2 separate regions of the Homo sapiens genome follow, and region 1 is linked to region 2. A link is an interaction called in ENCODE POLR2A ChIA-PET data of the cell type or tissue named here. Cell type or tissue: PC-3. All regions are shown on one strand.

Region 1 (8,000 bases), 120 kb after region 2:
GGTACCCTCTCCCACTCATCCACTGGGGGGTCTCGAGGCCTACCAGCTGAATGGGGGCTTACCCCTCCCACCCCTCAGTGAGGCACAGACTGCAACTGAACGAACCTGTCCTCCACACCCTGGCACCAGCCACCCCTCCTCAGCTTTTAAAATACTTTAAAAAGCAGTTATCAAGAAATACTGATCAGGCCGGGTGCAGTGGCCCACACCTGTAATCCCAGCACTTTGGCAGGCCAAGGTGAGAGGATCACTTGAACCCAGGAGTTTGAGGCCAGTCTGGGCAACATGGAGAGACTTCATCTCTAAAAATAAAAAATTTAAAAAAATTAGCTGGAATTATATATTTAAAAATGTGCTCCCAGCTACTCAAGAGGCTGAGGCAGGATGGTTCCAGCCCAGGAGGTTTCAGTGAGCTGTGATTATGCCACTGCACTCCAGCCTGGGCAACAGTAAGACCTTGTCTCAAAAATAGGCCGGGCGCGGTGGCTGACGCCTGTAATCCCACCACTTTGGGAGGCCAAGACAGGTGGATCACTTAAGGTCAGGAGTTTGAGACCAGCCTGGCCAACATGGTGAAACCACATCTCTACCAAAAATATTTTTTAAATTAGCCAAGCATGGTGGCACGCGCCTGTGATCCCAGCTACTCAGGAGGCTGAGGCAGGAGAAACACTTGAACCCGGGAGGTGGAGGTTGCAGTGAGCCGAGATGGTGCCACTGCACTCCAGCCTGGGTGACGGAGTGAGACTCCGTCTCAAAAAAATAAAATAAATAAGTACATGAATCACACTAATCAGAATTTCTTGTGTTCCACATTTCACAGATGTTTTTACACAGAGCTCTCAGAAGCCCTGTGAGGAAGTCCCTGTAGGGAGAATGCTCAGAGATGGGAAGTCGCTGCCCAAGGCCACACAGCTGAGACCTAAACCCTGGATATCTCCAGGGCTGTCCCGTTGATATCTTTCTTTTTTTTTTCTAATTATACTTTAAGTTCTAGGGTACTTGTGCACAACGTGCAGGTTTGTTACATATGTATACATGTGCCATGTTGGTGTGCTGCACCCATTAACTCGTCATTTACATTAGGTATATCTCCTAATGCTTTCCCTCCCCCCTCCCCCCGATATCTTTCAATAACATATACACAGAGACAGCTGTCAGTGGGGACACTGCCTGGACGCCGCCCGAACACTGCCTGGATAGAGGACAGCTAGTTTGGCATTCGCTTCAGAACCATCTCGGGGAGGTAGAATGGGAGTATGGAGGAGAGAAGATGGCTCCCAGGTGGAAGCTGGTAATGAGGCCCAGGTGGGCACCCCAGGTGGCACCCTAGGTGAGCACACGGGGTTCATTACACTCTGCCTTCTTAGATAGATGCGTGTTTGTCATTTTCCATAGTAAATGGTTTTTGTTTTTTCAATGATCTTGAGTAAGTATATGAGATAGCGTTAAATATAAGGCAAGGCTTCCCTCCACTCCCAAAACAGATCCCTTTCAACAGCGGGTGTGGCAGATGTGGTGGAGCTAACGCAAGAACACAAGACTGGCCATGGAGGAGAACGGCTTGAACCCGGAAGGCGGTGTTTGCAGTGAGCTGAGATGGTGCCATCGCACCCCAGCCTGGGCGACAAGAGGGAAACGTCGTCTCAGAAAAAAAAAAAAAGGACTGGCCATGTATTGATCATTACGGAAGTTCAGTGGTGGGTACATGGGTGTTTTTGTTTGTTTGTTTTTTGTTTTTGTTTTTGTTTTTTGAGATGGAGTCTTGCTCTGTTGCCCAGGCTGGAGTACAATGGCACCATCTCAGCTCACTGCAACCTCCACCTCCCGGGTTCAAGTGATTCTCCTGCGTCAGCCTCCCGAGTTGCTGGGATTACGGGTGCGCACCACCACACTGGGCTAATTTTTGAATTTTTAGTAGAGACGGGGTTTCACCCTCTTGGCCGGGCTGGTCTCGAACTCCCGACCTCAGGCGATCTGCCCACCTCAGCCTCCCAAAGTGCTGGAATTACAGGCGTGAGCCACCGCGCCCAGCCATGGGTGTTTATTATACTACTGACCCTACCCTTTTATGGGCTTGCAAATCTCCAAAATAAAAATGAAATAATCATAAAAACAAACTATATCAGTTTAAAAAGAAAGTCATCTAACAATTGAGTCTTTACAGGTTGGTCTTTTAATGATTTCACTTTGCACAACCAAGTATTGTTTGGGGAAGACACCTTGTTCTGAAACAACCTCAAATGAGGCTCTACTAAGAAATTCTGAGAGGAGAAACGGAGGGAAGCAATTACAAAGGAGGCAAAAACAAAACAAAACAACAACAAAAAACCACCCCACAGATTCAGCAGCTCTTCCTGGGGGAGGACCTCCCACTATAGATGTTGACATGAATAAGCCTTTTAAACATGTCTTTAAAAAGAAACACTGGGCCAGGCACGGTGGCTCACCCCTGTAATCCCAGCACTTTGGGAGGCTTAGGCAGGAAGATCACTTGATCCCTGGTGTTTGAGACCAGCCTGAGCAACATAGCAAGACCTTCTCTTTACAAAAAGTAAAAATTAAATTAGCTGGGCATGGTGGTGGGCGGCGGTAGTCATAGCTACTCAGGAGACTGAGGCAAGAGAATCACTTGAGCCCAGGAGGTCGAGGCTACAGGGAACCATGATTGCACCACTGCCTCCAGCCTGGGTGACAGAGTGAGACCCTGTCTTCGAAAAAAAAAAAAAAAGAAAGAAAGGAAGGAAAAAAAGAAAGAAAAGAAAAAAAAGAAACAGTGGTCGTGAGGAGCAGAACTCAAGCCTACAAGTCAAAAAGCAGGGGTGTTGGGGGGGGGGCGCGTGCGGCAGGAGCGGAATAAAACCTGTCATATTTTTTTTTTTCCAGAGACAAAGTCTCGCTCTGTCGCCCAGGCTGGAGTGCAGTGGTGTGATCTTGGCTCACTGCAACCTCTGCCTCCCGGGTTCAAGAGATCCTCCCACCTCAGCCTCCCATGTAGCTGGGACTACAGGTGCATGCCACCACGCCCAGCTAATTTTTATATTTTTTATAGAAACGAGGTTTCACCATGTTGGCCAGGCTGGTCTCAAAATCCCGAGCGCAAGTGATCTGCCCACCTTGGCCTCCCAAAGTGCTGGGATTACAGGTGTGAGCCCCGTGCCTGGCAGAGAGTTGTGTCTTGATAAAATGGCCCTCAACAGTGCCCCGAGTGGATTAAAATCTCAAAGAACTCAGAAGTGAAAAGAAGATGATGTGCTTTGGAAAACAGAATTAGAAGACTCAAGAAGTGGTTCTTGAAGATAACGGCACCAATGTTGATGACACAGGTGATGGATGTGAGTAAAGGGACCCGAATGTGAAGTGGAAGAAGCATGTCTTCTAAATTAATGCATTGCATGAGGGTGAGTCAACTGTTGCACCGTCAACCCAGACATTTACGAGAGGTGGCGCCATGGGTTTCTTCTTCACACAAGTTCTAGTTGGGTGTGTGTGGGTGGTCTTCCACATGGTGACTCAGGGCCCAGGCCCTTTCATTGTGGTGGATTCACCATCACCCAGGCTCCAGTGTCTGGGGAGGATTCCTGGCATCCAGCCAGAAGATGGGGAAGGCTGGGTGTGAGGAGTTTCCAAGGCCAGGCATGGAAGCGGTGCCCACCATTATGTCCCAATCTCATTGGACAGACTCTGTCATGTGACTGTCCTGACTGCAACAGAGGCTGGGAAATGGAGACAACCTGTACTGTCAGGAGTAAGAGGAAGCAATTTGATGAACAACTGGCTAGTCTCTACCCCACACCCTGTCTTATCTCACTTTTGATTTCAAAATGCATTTCTAATTTAATCAATGAATTATATTTTATAAGCACTCATGTGACTTTTCCATCCACAATCAAAACATTTACATCTTGAAGATGGATAAAAAACATTTTAGAGGATCCAGTTGGACATTGCCCTGTGTTTACGGTTCCCTTGTATGTAAGGCACAATTGTTAGTTCTTGGTTTGGAAAGATGTTTGCATTAGATTCAGTGAAAAAAGCAAGTTAAAGAGCTCACACCTACAGAGGTTCTACTGTCGCCCACACAACAACAACTCAGGAGGTGAGTGGCTTGGCTGGAGAGTTCAGCGTGGGACCCCCACAGCGTGGCTTCAGCATTTATTGCCTCCTGTGACCACACGGGAGGTAGAAGATGATTTTATTTTTCTGTGAAAAAAAATGTGTATATGCATGGAAAAATGTGTATAAGCAAACACCCCAAAATATTAATAGTGACGATTCCTTGAGAATAGAAAGGGGGAAAATTTTAGCAAAATATTAGTAAACATTTTATTTGCCCATACATACGGAAAAGTGCACAAATTGCGAACGTCCAGCTTGATGAATTTTCACAATTCCCATGTATAATCAGCACCCGATTAAGGCATAGAACATTCTAGACCTCCTTCCAGGCCCTCCCTCCTCTCCCAAGGGTGGCCAGCCCAGCTCCAAATGCCCCAGGCTAGTTTCCAAGGTTGTGGCCTCTGAGTCATCATAAACAGAGCCTCCCAGGGTCTGGCCTCTTGCACACAGACTTGTGCTGTGAGAGTCATCCTTGCTGTGTGTGCGCGAAGCTGTTCATTTCCTTGCTGTATAGTGGAGCAGAGGCGATCTCAGCTTTCCGGTATGATGATTTATATTTCTCATTAATCTTCAAAATTTTCAAAAATCAAATGGAGGAAAAAAACAAGTTGATTTTCCAACAACAAAAACCCAGCGCTGTCCTGGGACCTCTGGTCCAGGAAAAGCTGCAAAACATACCATTTCTGGCCTCGGCCAGCCTGTCTGTCTGTCAGCAGCGTCACCGCAGGCGGCTCCTCTTGGGTCCCATGATCCAACTCCAGCAGGCAGATGAGGCCTGGAGCCAGGCGGGCGGCAGCCCAGCTCCAGCTAAATATACGTGTGGGAGGCTCCTCCCGGCCTGTGGGTCCCTCCTGGCCCTTTTCTTTCCCACTAAAGCTGGAGGTTCGGGAGAACAAAGGCAGCTCCCCTGAAAGAGCCAAGGCCAGGCGGGAGGTGCCCTGGAGAGCGGCCGAGCCCGAGAGCCGGGGCAGGGCTGCCTCAGACCAGAGAGCCGGCCCTGCCAGCCATCGGCCGTCGAAGAAGGCGTGCAGCTTACGCAGACCTCGGGTGATTTTGGAGCAAAGCTCCCAGCACTTAGCTGAAACGGAAAGGCCTCTGCAGCCTGGAGGACATATGGGGTTCCCCCTCCCCTCCGAGGCCAGGCTGCGGGCAGGCGTTCTGGAGCCTCCAGGTCTCCCACACCACCCACGCCCCGTGAGCTTGCAGGAGCTGCCTGTCTCCTGGAGTGCTTCCTCCTGACTGTGCCATGAGCACACGCGCTAGATACACGCTGGCCTTCTTGCCTTCCTAGCATGGGAAGGAGCTAGAACCAAGGGAAAGATGGGCCAGAGCGTCCCTCTGCCGTGTGGCTCAGGGGAAACAGCTCTGCTCACATCTCCAGGATCTGCCTTGGAGGCTCAGGAGGAGGTGGGTGCAGAGCCAGCCAGAGGGCTTTGCATCCCAGCCCCACTGGCCACCACCTGTGTGGTCATAGGAAAACCATTTTGCCTCTAGAGTCTCAGTTCCCTCATCTGTAAAATGGGGATGACTGTAGGACCCGAATTATAGTGTTGTGAGAATTAAGTGGGTTAAAAAAATAAAACTCTTAGAACAATATTGGGCTCATGATAAGCACTTGATATTATTAGGTGTGCAAACTCACACATGCACACATACACTAATACATACACACACACACATTCATGCATGTACACACGTACCAGTACACACATACACATACATACACAGCCATGCACACAGGGACAATTCACATATATATACGTATATACACATGCAAGCATACATATATCTATACATATGTACATTACACATGTATACACACACATGCATACAGAGACACACTATGACACACACACACACACACGCACATGTGAGTCACCTAAAATCTGGACCAGGGCCACGTGCAGCCCTAGAGAAGGAGAAATCTCGCCGTGCCTGGCGCAGTGGCCTTGGGAAGGTCTCCTACTTGTTATTCATTCTCCTTCTAAATTATTATTCATTCTTACTAATGACAAAGCGGTTCCTCTCTTGGGTCAGAGGCTGGCCCTGCTGTCTTAGATTGGATTCCCTGGGGAGCCAGTTCCCTGGGAGCTGGGATCTGAGTAGAAAGAGTCTGTCGGGAGGGGATCCAAGAAGCACAGTGGGAGAGTGGGGGCGCAGTGGGGAAGGGAAGGAGCCAGCCGAGATGTGGCAGTAAGCAGCTGGGGCTCTGTCCTGCTGCAGTGTGGGGGCAGGGGGCAGTCGCAGGACAAACCGCAAACCTTGACTCCCGTTTGTTGTTGGACGAGGGCTGCTCCTGGGGCGAAAAATCCCAGCACTTCCAGCCTACCGTGTGCCCCGGACTCTGGCGTGACCCTCGCTCCTAGATTCATGGGCTCTCTGGCGACATCTCTGCACACCTGTTGGCCACACGTGGTCCTCTATTCACACATGAGCAGATACTCAGTGCAGGCGTTCACGTGCCAGGCCAGGGTTCAGGGGAGCGAGGCACACATCCCTGCCTGCAGGAGGCTTACCCCCTTCATCCAGAAGGTTCCACAAAGCCAAGTAGAATGGGAAAGTGTGGGGGGGGGGATGTGAAGGAGGTGGACAAAGGCCAGACAGCAGTGAGCTCTGAGGGATGGGTAAGAATTGGGTGTGGGGGGTGGTTCCTCAAAAGTATATGGAGAATCATCCTATGACCTAGCAATTCTGCTTCTAGGTGTCTACTCAAGAGAATTCAAACAGGCGCTCAGACAGATACCTGCGCACCCGCGTTCACAGCAGCATTACCCACAACAGCCAGAGGCTGGACACTACCAAGGGTCTGTTATGGTTGAAGAGATAAACACAGTGTGTATACAGTGGGGTGTTATTCAGCCACGGAAAGGAAAGAAGCTCTGAGTCACACCGCAACATGCCCTGGAAACTGTGATCCAATCATAAAATATGATAACATATTGTGATTCCATTTATGTGAAATGTCTGCAATAGGCAAATCCATAAACACATAAAGTTCATGAGTGATCGCCAGGGGCTTGGGGCAGGGGTCAGGAGGGGAAGGGGGAGTGGCTGCTAACGGGGACGGGGTGTTTTGGGGTGATGTTTTGGGGTGATGGGAATGCTCTGGTGCCAGATGGACGGTGCTGCTGGTTGCAACAACTCTGTGAACGTACCAAATGCCACTGTACCGTTCAGGTTAAAATAGGCAGGGCATGGTGGCGCGTGCCTGTAGTCCCAGCTACTCGGGAGGCCAAGGCAGGAGGATCACTCGAGCCCAGGAGGTCGGGAGCTGCAGTGAGCTGTGATCACACTGCACTCCAGCCTGGGCAACAGAGTGAGATGTCATCTCTAAAATTAAAAAATAAAACCAAATAAGTAAAATAAAATGGTTAAAATGACACATTTTGTTATGTGAATTTTGCCTAAATAGAGTTAGCAGGGAGCAGGGGGGATTCCAGGCTGAGGGATCAGCATCACTAGGGCCCAGGGGACAGAGGCGCTGCTCAGCGTGGTACCCAAGGCAGCAGCAAGGCCTTGTACAGAAAGCGAGGGGATGGGTGCAAGAGGGAGCCTCCTGGCCAGTCCCCGAGCTTGCCTGGACCATGACCTGAGAGCAGGAGGGGGTGCAAGAGGGAGCTTCCTGGACAATCCCCGAGCTCGCCTGCACCGTGACCTGAGATCTGGCACGCCCTAGGCACTGGCTGCTTCATCTCCTGGGATCTCTGTCATCTGGAGGTAGGTAGATGACTGATCCCACTTCACAGATGAGGGGAGTGAGGCCTGAGGCTCAGGGAGAAGGGTGGGGTGGGCAGGGATGGGAAACCCAGGTCTGTCTGACTCCCAAGCCCCTCAGCACTGGCGGGGAGTCCCAAACCCCTCCTGTGGCGAAGGCTGCTGGG
Region 2 (8,000 bases):
CTGAGCTTCACCTCAGATCTGTGGGACAAGACCAAAGGTTTCTCATACATGAGAACTGGAGTCTCAGATGGAGAAGAGGAGGAGAATGAGGAAGAAAGAATACTTCAATACTGGCTGAAAAGTTTCTGTTGTAGTGCAAAACATAAGCTGAAACAAGCAGTTCAGTAAACAAGAAATGAAATAAAAGAAAATTACACCAAGGCACATCACAGACAAACCATTCCAAACCAAAGACAACATCCTCAACGCAGCCAGAGAAAAATGGCCCACGGCATACAGCGACAGAAATGCTAGAGGACTTTTCTTTAGAAAAACAAGAGCCAGAATATAGCAAAATGACATTGTTAAAGTTAAAACAAAAACTCTCAATGAAGAATTCCATAATTAGCCAGAATGAAGGCAAAACAAAGATATTTTCAGATAAATGAAAACTAAAATCCACTGTCAGCAGAACTGCAGTGAAAGAAATGTGAAAGGAAGTTCTTCAGGCTGACGGGAAATGAGACCAGATGGAAATTCCAATTTTCAGGATAAAATGAAGAGCAGTGGGAATAGTAAATAGTATGGATAATATAAAAGACTATCATCTTTTTCCTTTTCCTTTCTTAGAATAGATGCAAAAATCCTAGCCCTGTTTTACATGGTGCAGAGCACACGTAGCTGGACCCATGTGACAAGTACACATACAGGACAGGGCAGAGCTGCACTGATGATGCCTGGTAAACGGCTGACAACTGGTGAGGACGGGGCGGCCCCTGATCTGTGTCATCTGCCGATCCACAAAGCATAAATGCTCTGCCACGGCTGACGACATGCCACCATCAGCCACCAATGCAACATCAGCGGGCTTTAAAAAATCCTGGAGGCCGAGCGCCGTGGCTCACATCTGTAATCCCAGCACTGTGGGAGGCCGAGGCGGGCAGATCACCTGAGGTCGGGAATTCAAGACCAGCCTGACCAACATGGAGAAACCCCATCTCTACTAAAAATACAAAATTAGGCAGGCGTGGTGGCACATGCCTGTAATCCCAGCTGCTAGGGAGGCTGAGGCAGGAGAATCACTTGACCCCAGGAGGTGGAGGTTGTGGTGAACCGAGATCGTGCCATTGTGTTCCAGCCTGGGCAACAAGAGTGAAACTCCGTCCCCCCCCGCCCCCGCAAAAAAAAATACTGGAAAGTGAACGACTGGCTCTCAGGAGATACCATGAGCTGGCCTCGGCACCCCAATGAACAACACAGTGACAAGAGGCTTCTGTGTCACATGGAGTGGCTCAACATTAACTCAGAGTAGAGCCTGAAAAGGTAAAGATGTGTAGTGCATTCCTGTTGCTTCTCTTAAATGGGGGGCTCATAGAGGGCGCAAAGTCCTAGCGTCCTACAGAAGCTCTTCTACGATGAAGAACTTGACTCCTCCTGTGTCTCTAATCACATTTTCTTCAGGGAAATTGAGAAAACCATCACTCAAATGATTCTCTGTGCCCTGGGGTTCAAATCAGAATCCGTGGCTGAGGAATGCTACAGGCAACCAGCTTAAAAATAGTAAGTACAGATGGTCCCTGACTGAAGATGGCTGGAGTTGACGATTTTTCGACTTTACAACAGTGCAAAAGCAACATGCATTCAGAAGGAACTGCTTCGAGCGCCCATACAACCATTCTGTTTTCCACTTTCAGTACAGACTCAATAGATTACATGAGTCAAAACTTCACTATGAAGTGGGCTGTGTGTTAGATAATTTTGCCCACCTGCAGGCTAATGCAAGCGTTCTGAGCACATTTAAGGTAGGCTAGGCTAAGCCATGATGTGTAGCAGGTGTGGTGTATTCACTGCATTGCAACTTGTGGTATTTTCAACTTGCAGCCCCCACTGTAAGTTGAAAAGCATCTATGCGGTAAAATGGAACTGTCTAATCTAGGTGAAGGGTACTCACTGTGAAACTTTTTCAACTTTACCGTGTGTTTCAAAGTCCTCATAATAAAATGTTAGATAAAGAACCCATAAGGAAATTGAAACTATCAAGGCTTCTCGATTTCGGCTACACACTGGAATCCCAGCACAACCCAGGAAAGGCCACAGACTGTGGGCATTTTAGAATTTAGATTTTAGGGCTGGGCGCAGTGGCTCACGCCTGTAATCCCAGCACTTTGGGAAGCCGAGGCGGGCGGATCACGAGGTCAGGAGATCGAGACTATCCTGGCTAACACGGTGAAACCACGTCTCTACTAAAAATATAAAAAAATAGCCGGGCGTGGTGGCCGGCACCTGTAGCCCCAGCAGCTACTCCGGAGGCTGAGGCAAGAGAATGGCGTGAACCCGGGAGGCGGAGGTTGCAGTGAGCTGTGATTGCGCCACTGCACTCCAGCCTGGGCGACAGAGCAAGACTCTGTCTCCAAAAAAAAAAAAAAAAAAAAAAAAAAAAAATTTAGATTTTAGGTGAATTCTTGTCTTCTTAGAATTCATGTTCTAATTGGTTGGGATAGATTTTGTTTTGGAGTTTGGTCTTTAGCTCTCTTCAGCTGTAACAACGCTGCATGGCAAACACAAACCCCAGGGGCACACAATGGAAAACATTCATTTAAAATAATTTTTAAAAACTCAGTTTTAATCGATAATATGGTAAATACCTATAGATGTGACCCACATAAACATGGATTCTTTGGAATCTCTAATTTTTAAGAGTGCAAAGGGGTCCTAAGACCAAAAAGATTGAAAACTACTGGTATATAAACAAGTTTAATGAAAGTATACCTCCTTCACTGTCTCACAAAAAGAAAACTTTAAAAAATTATAATTCCTCAAAGTCCAAAGTTACAGAACTTACTTTGTTGAGAGTATTAGTAAAAGCAGTTTCCATCTCAGCTTGTACACTACAACAGCTTCCCTAAGTTTCAGTAAATCATCAACACAGGGACTGGAGCGCTGGAGAGTGCACCGCAGTTCTCAGCCACACCCACGAGGGGCAGGGGGCTCAGAAGCCACACACAGTGACCTGGAGCTGCAGCCAGGCACTGGGTACGGGGTTTACTAGGCTACAATCTCTACTCCTGAACTGGAAAATGTTCACAATAAATAGGTCAGGAAAAAAAGGAATGATTTCACTGGTTAATGTGTACTCATAGGCACTGCCCACACAACGGTGTGTTTTCCACTTTCAGTACAGTCCCACCTTTCTTTTCCTCTGCTATTTTCTTCAGCCAGCCACAGGGTTAAGAGCATTAGCTCTGGCTTTGAATCCCAGCTGACCTCAGGAAAATTTCTTATCTGTGACTCAGTTCTCCCATCTGTAAAATGGGGTAAAAATCACCACATGGGATCAGTTAGAATTAAATAGGTATAATCAGCCCTCAAAGGGCTGTTATGAAGATGATGTAAGTCAGTATCTGTCATGTAAGTTAGTCATGTGCTTGGACTGTTGTTCAAGTATATAAAAGCTTCCCTAACCTTTTACATACTAAGAAATTTTTTAAATGTCTGACCACTCTATAAATTAAACTGTATCACTGTAAGACTTCTGAAGAAGCAGAGAAAAACCAAAACAGAAGTAGGATACAGAAAAGACAGAGAGAAAACTTTATAGTAATAAAACTATACAACTTACTGTGACTTTAGACTTTCTGAAGGGCAATAACCTGCACCCAACAGAATATTAAAAGGATTCACATGAAAAGTGACTAAGAAAACCAAGTTAACTCACTTGCCAATTTCCGGACAACAGAAACCGCGACCCTCTATGACTAATGAATGGAGAATGCTGCAGGTAATTAAGAGCGTCTGCTCGCTGCGGTATTTTAAGCACTGTGGGGTTTGAGAATGACCACTCGTGGCCTCAGAGCCGACCCGCCAGCCTACGCAGGCTTTGCCACAGCTCACATGAGAGTCAGCTCACCCTCTGTCTCTCTGGGCACCAAAGCATGCAGACGAGACAATGACAGATACTCGCTACTTTGAAATTATACAGAAAAAAAAAAAAAAGAATGGGGATGTCAATAATTACATCCTGAAGAAAAAGCACTGAAGGGTCCATCCCTTAAGATTCACAGGGTGTGCAGGGCACAGGTTCCTAGGCTGGACTGTCTGGGGACAAAGGAAGCGGCACTCCACGGCAGGCCTTTCTCCTGGGATGGCATGGGGGAAGGAAGAGGAGGAGCCCTTTCTACAGCGGAGGGACTCCCTGCAATTCCGACGCCAAGTGTCCGCTCTGGGGTTGGAGCATCGCGGCATCACCAGGATGAGGGTGCGGTGAAGACGCTCAACCAAGAGCCACAGACCCTCCCAAGAGCAGTGGATAAGACAAAGACTGTTGCGACCTCAGGGGGTTGCTACGAGGGTCAAGTGGGGACAGGAGCCCTCGCAGGGCTGCAGTAAGGAGTTACTGTCTCCATACCATACCGTGCTCATTACATCAACAGAGGCTGCAGCTGCTGGGGAAATGGGTCCTTCCTGAGTTAGGATCTAAATCAGAGACAGGTGGCTCTCGATGGCGTTGTCAGAACGGGACTTTAGAAACAAAGCAGTTATGAAGCCTGTGGAAGGCACGAAGCGCCGTGCCAGGGACGGGGACGGTGCGGGGCGGTTGGGGGAGAGCGCACAGGGTGAGCGAGTGCGGCTCTGGGCCTCACGTGGCGCACCTGCTAGGAGACAAACATCTTTGTAAATAACACAGGGAGAATAGAGGCCAGCAGATGCGGACACAGCCGGCCTCGGTACCTCTATGCCATGGGGGCTCAGGACCAGTGACCCCACTGGAAAGCGCCACCCTGGTCTCTGTCTCCCCACTACTGACGATTCTGCAAACCACACAAGCATTTATTTTACCGGGTATGCATTATCTGGTCCATCTAGTCCTACAAACCACCTTACTCTCCCCTCCCCAAAGCCTCCACTACTATGGCATGGTTACCAACTTTGCAGCTGATCATAACACGGCAGAGGCTGGCGTGCAGAGCCACAGGGGCTCAGGCCGCGCCTCACTACCCACGCTGAGCTGTCCACGTGTACGTTAAAGAAAAATAAAGACTCAGGTAGCCAGTCACATTAGCCATGTTTCAAGTGCGCGGAAGGCACGTGTGGCTGCTGACAACCAACTCAGTGCAGGTGGAAAACACTCCGTCACCACAGAGAGCGCTTCAGGACAACACCGCTCTAGTGGTTAAGGATGATTTCCATGTGGGGTGGGGAGGAGGGTGTAAAACTTATTCCTCCCACCCTTTTTTTTTTTTTGAGATGTAATCTCACTCTGTCACCCAGACTGGAGGGCAGTGGCACGATCTCGGCTCACTGCAACCTCCACCTCCTGGGTTCAAGCAATTCTCCTGCCTCAGCCTCTCAAGTAGCTGGGATTACAAGCGTGCACCACCAGGCCTGGCTAATTTTTTTTTTTTTTTCAGACGGAGTTTTGCTCTTGTTGCCCAGGCTGGAGTGCAATGGCGTGATCTTGGCTTACCACGACCTCCGCCTCCTGGGTTCAAGCGATTCTCCTGCCTCAGCCTCCCGAGTAGCTGGGATTACAGATGCCCGCCACCACGCCCAGCTAATTTTGTATTTTTAGTAGAGATGGGGTTTCTTCATGTTGGTCAGGCTGGTCTCAAACTCCCAACCTCAGGTGATCCGCCCACCTCAGTCTCCCAAAGTGCTGGGATTACAGGTGTGAGAAACCACGTCTGGACTTCTCCTTAAAAAACATCAATAATTGAGATTTTTACAGCCAAAGCATATTCATGTATTGCTTATAGAATTTAGAAAAATACACATAAGATTGGCATTTATGAAAGATCTGAAAGCATTTAACAATGCCCTCACGGGGATCTGGGGTGTGCCCATCCTCCGTCCGTCAGACGTCCTCCTGAAACCCGTGCGTGCACTCACCTTTGCTGTGTTTTCCTAAGGGCCTCTTGGGCAGCGACTCCTCCGTGGAATGTGCTGATGTGTGCAGGGCATTCTCCAAACTATTACTGACACTGCTGACAGGGGCCTCAGTTCTTGGAGTGATCTGAGGGAACAGAAACAGAATCATCTTATTTTCTCCCACGGAGTTAATAGGGGACAATTTTATTTGTTAATTAAGTCTTTCATAATTACCTTGGTTTCCATTTTTCTACAAAACATGTATTATTATAATAATAAGCCTTCCCCAAGAAAGATGAAAATTTCACCTACTACTCTCCACTGAAAGTGCAAAAGAGCTCAGATAACTTGAGTCAAACACGGGCGCTTACGTCTTGTGGCTGGGGTTCATCGGGTGCACAGAAACTATGGTAGCCAAAGAGGCCGGGCACGGTGGCTCACGCCTGTTATCCCAGCACTTTAGGAGGCTGACGCAGGTGGATCTCTTGAGCCCAGGAGTTCAAGACCAGCCTGGCCAACATGGTGAAACCCCATCTCTATTAAAAATACAAAAATTAGCCAGGCGTGATGGCAAGTGCCTATAGTCCCAGCTACTCGGGAGGCTGACGTGGGAGGATCACTTGAACCCAGGAGGCAGGGGCTGCAGTGAGCCAAGATGGTGACACTACACTCCAGCCTGGGCAACAGAGTAAGGCTCTATCTCCAAGAAAAAAAAAAGGAACTATGTTAGCCAAGGTGGCATGAATTATATATTTTTATTTGAGGCAAACTTTTATTTTCATATTTCTTCAAATCAAATAGCTCCCTATAAAACGAATTACACAGCAGGACTTAACATTCTCCTTCTATAAATCTTAAATCATAAAATGCTTTAAAAACAACAGCAAAGAACAGAATACAACTCGGTCTATTTGGGGTACAGTTTGAAAAAGCATATCCTAAAATTACATCCCAATTCCATTTCTAGGAATTCACCATACCAAGTACTCACACGTGAGAAAATGACCTGATGGGGTGTGCCCACTGCAGGAGTGTCTGTGACAGGGAAAGCGGGGCACACCCTCAGTCCCCATCGACAGAGACCTGCTAAGCACAGACAGTGTACCTGCAGGTGACGGCCGCCCCCAAGCTGTGGGTGGGGGAGGCCCTCCTGACCACCAGTGCTCCCAACACACAACAAGCGCAGAAACAAGCCACGGGCTAGCCAGGCTCGTCCCACCCCTCCTGCTTCCTGGGTTCAGTGATGGTGTGAATGTGGAATAAGCCGGAAGGGGCCCAGAGGGGCGAGAGGAGGGGGGTAGCAATAACCTTCATTCCCTCCCCATCAGTATTTTAAAATTTCACAGCCAAAACACATTTATAACTTATAGGATTTAGAAGAATAAAAATGGCCAATGCTGTAACTTCTTTACAGTCTCAATGTATTTCAAAATTTCGGAGGATATGAGAGGCGTAAGATTTTAAAGTTCATCAAAAGAGCTGATAAGCAATGCTGCATTCACAGTATGGGAAAGTACATGGCACAAGCAGCCTGGAAAATGGCCTGACCTCTCCAGCCTCCACTTGTTCTTTCATCTCATACCTGGACGGTAGGTGGCAGTTGACCAAAACATCCCCTAAGTTCACTCACAAGCACAGATCCCAGCACTCGCTCTGCAGAGGGCTGGCCAGGTAGGCGTGGCCTCGACCTCAGACAGGATGAAAGTGGAGGCGGAAGCTGGAGTTGGGAGGAAAGGGTGGAGACTGCTGCCACTCCGGCAGGACCAGCACCTGCTGTATTCCACAGACAGCAAGCCACAGGGGCCACACCCAAGTCCATAGCGAGATCCTCTGATCCCAGCTCTGTCAATGCCCCTGCCCCCCAGCAAGAAGCCCTCCTGGGCTGTTCATGCAGGGAGAGGGACTAACAGATCCCACGCGGCTCAACAGATGCCTTCCAAGAAAAGCAACTTGTCACAGGGCTACATAATTGGGAAGTTTATGTAACTCGAGAAAATAAGGCCGGGCGCAGCAGCTCATGGCTATAATCCCAGCACTTTGGGAGGCTGAGGCAGGAGGACTGCTTGAAACTATGAGTTTGTTACTGGCCTGGGTAACAGCGAGACCCTGTCTCTATTTAAATTTCTAAAAAAGTAAAAAAAAAAAAAAAAGTCCTA

What was found. ChIA-PET counts read pairs that join two places held together with the same protein. Peaks named below come from ENCODE experiments on the same cell type or tissue, not always from the same donor. Only the 100,000 strongest peaks of a DNase experiment are listed, where the experiment ranks them.
Region 1: POLR2A ChIA-PET joins it to region 2 with 12 read pairs; 3 of 35 experiments call an interaction of 5 or more read pairs at or near these places.

The regions. Positions count from the first base shown.
Region 1 is chr16:87,577,499-87,585,498 of GRCh38, forward strand. It overlaps LOC124903749 (a long non-coding RNA gene), which reads left to right and starts at 4,486. Exons shown (of 2, transcript XR_007065171.1): 1 at 4,486-4,660; 2 at 6,821-7,499. In PC-3, no CTCF peak of the experiment used is centred here; a DNase peak (open chromatin) is centred at 4,543; H3K27ac peaks cover 636 bases.
Region 2 is chr16:87,454,143-87,462,142 of GRCh38, forward strand. ZCCHC14 (zinc finger CCHC-type containing 14) reads right to left here. Exons shown (of 13, transcript NM_015144.3): 2 at 5,866-5,989. Among named protein-coding and RNA genes, the nearest start is that of ZCCHC14, 35 kb to the right of the region's middle. RefSeq lists an enhancer at 3,031-4,230. In PC-3, a CTCF peak has its summit at 7,434 (motif pointing right); DNase peaks (open chromatin) are centred at 3,409, 3,739 and 7,499; H3K4me3 peaks cover 1,333 bases; H3K27ac peaks cover 2,496 bases.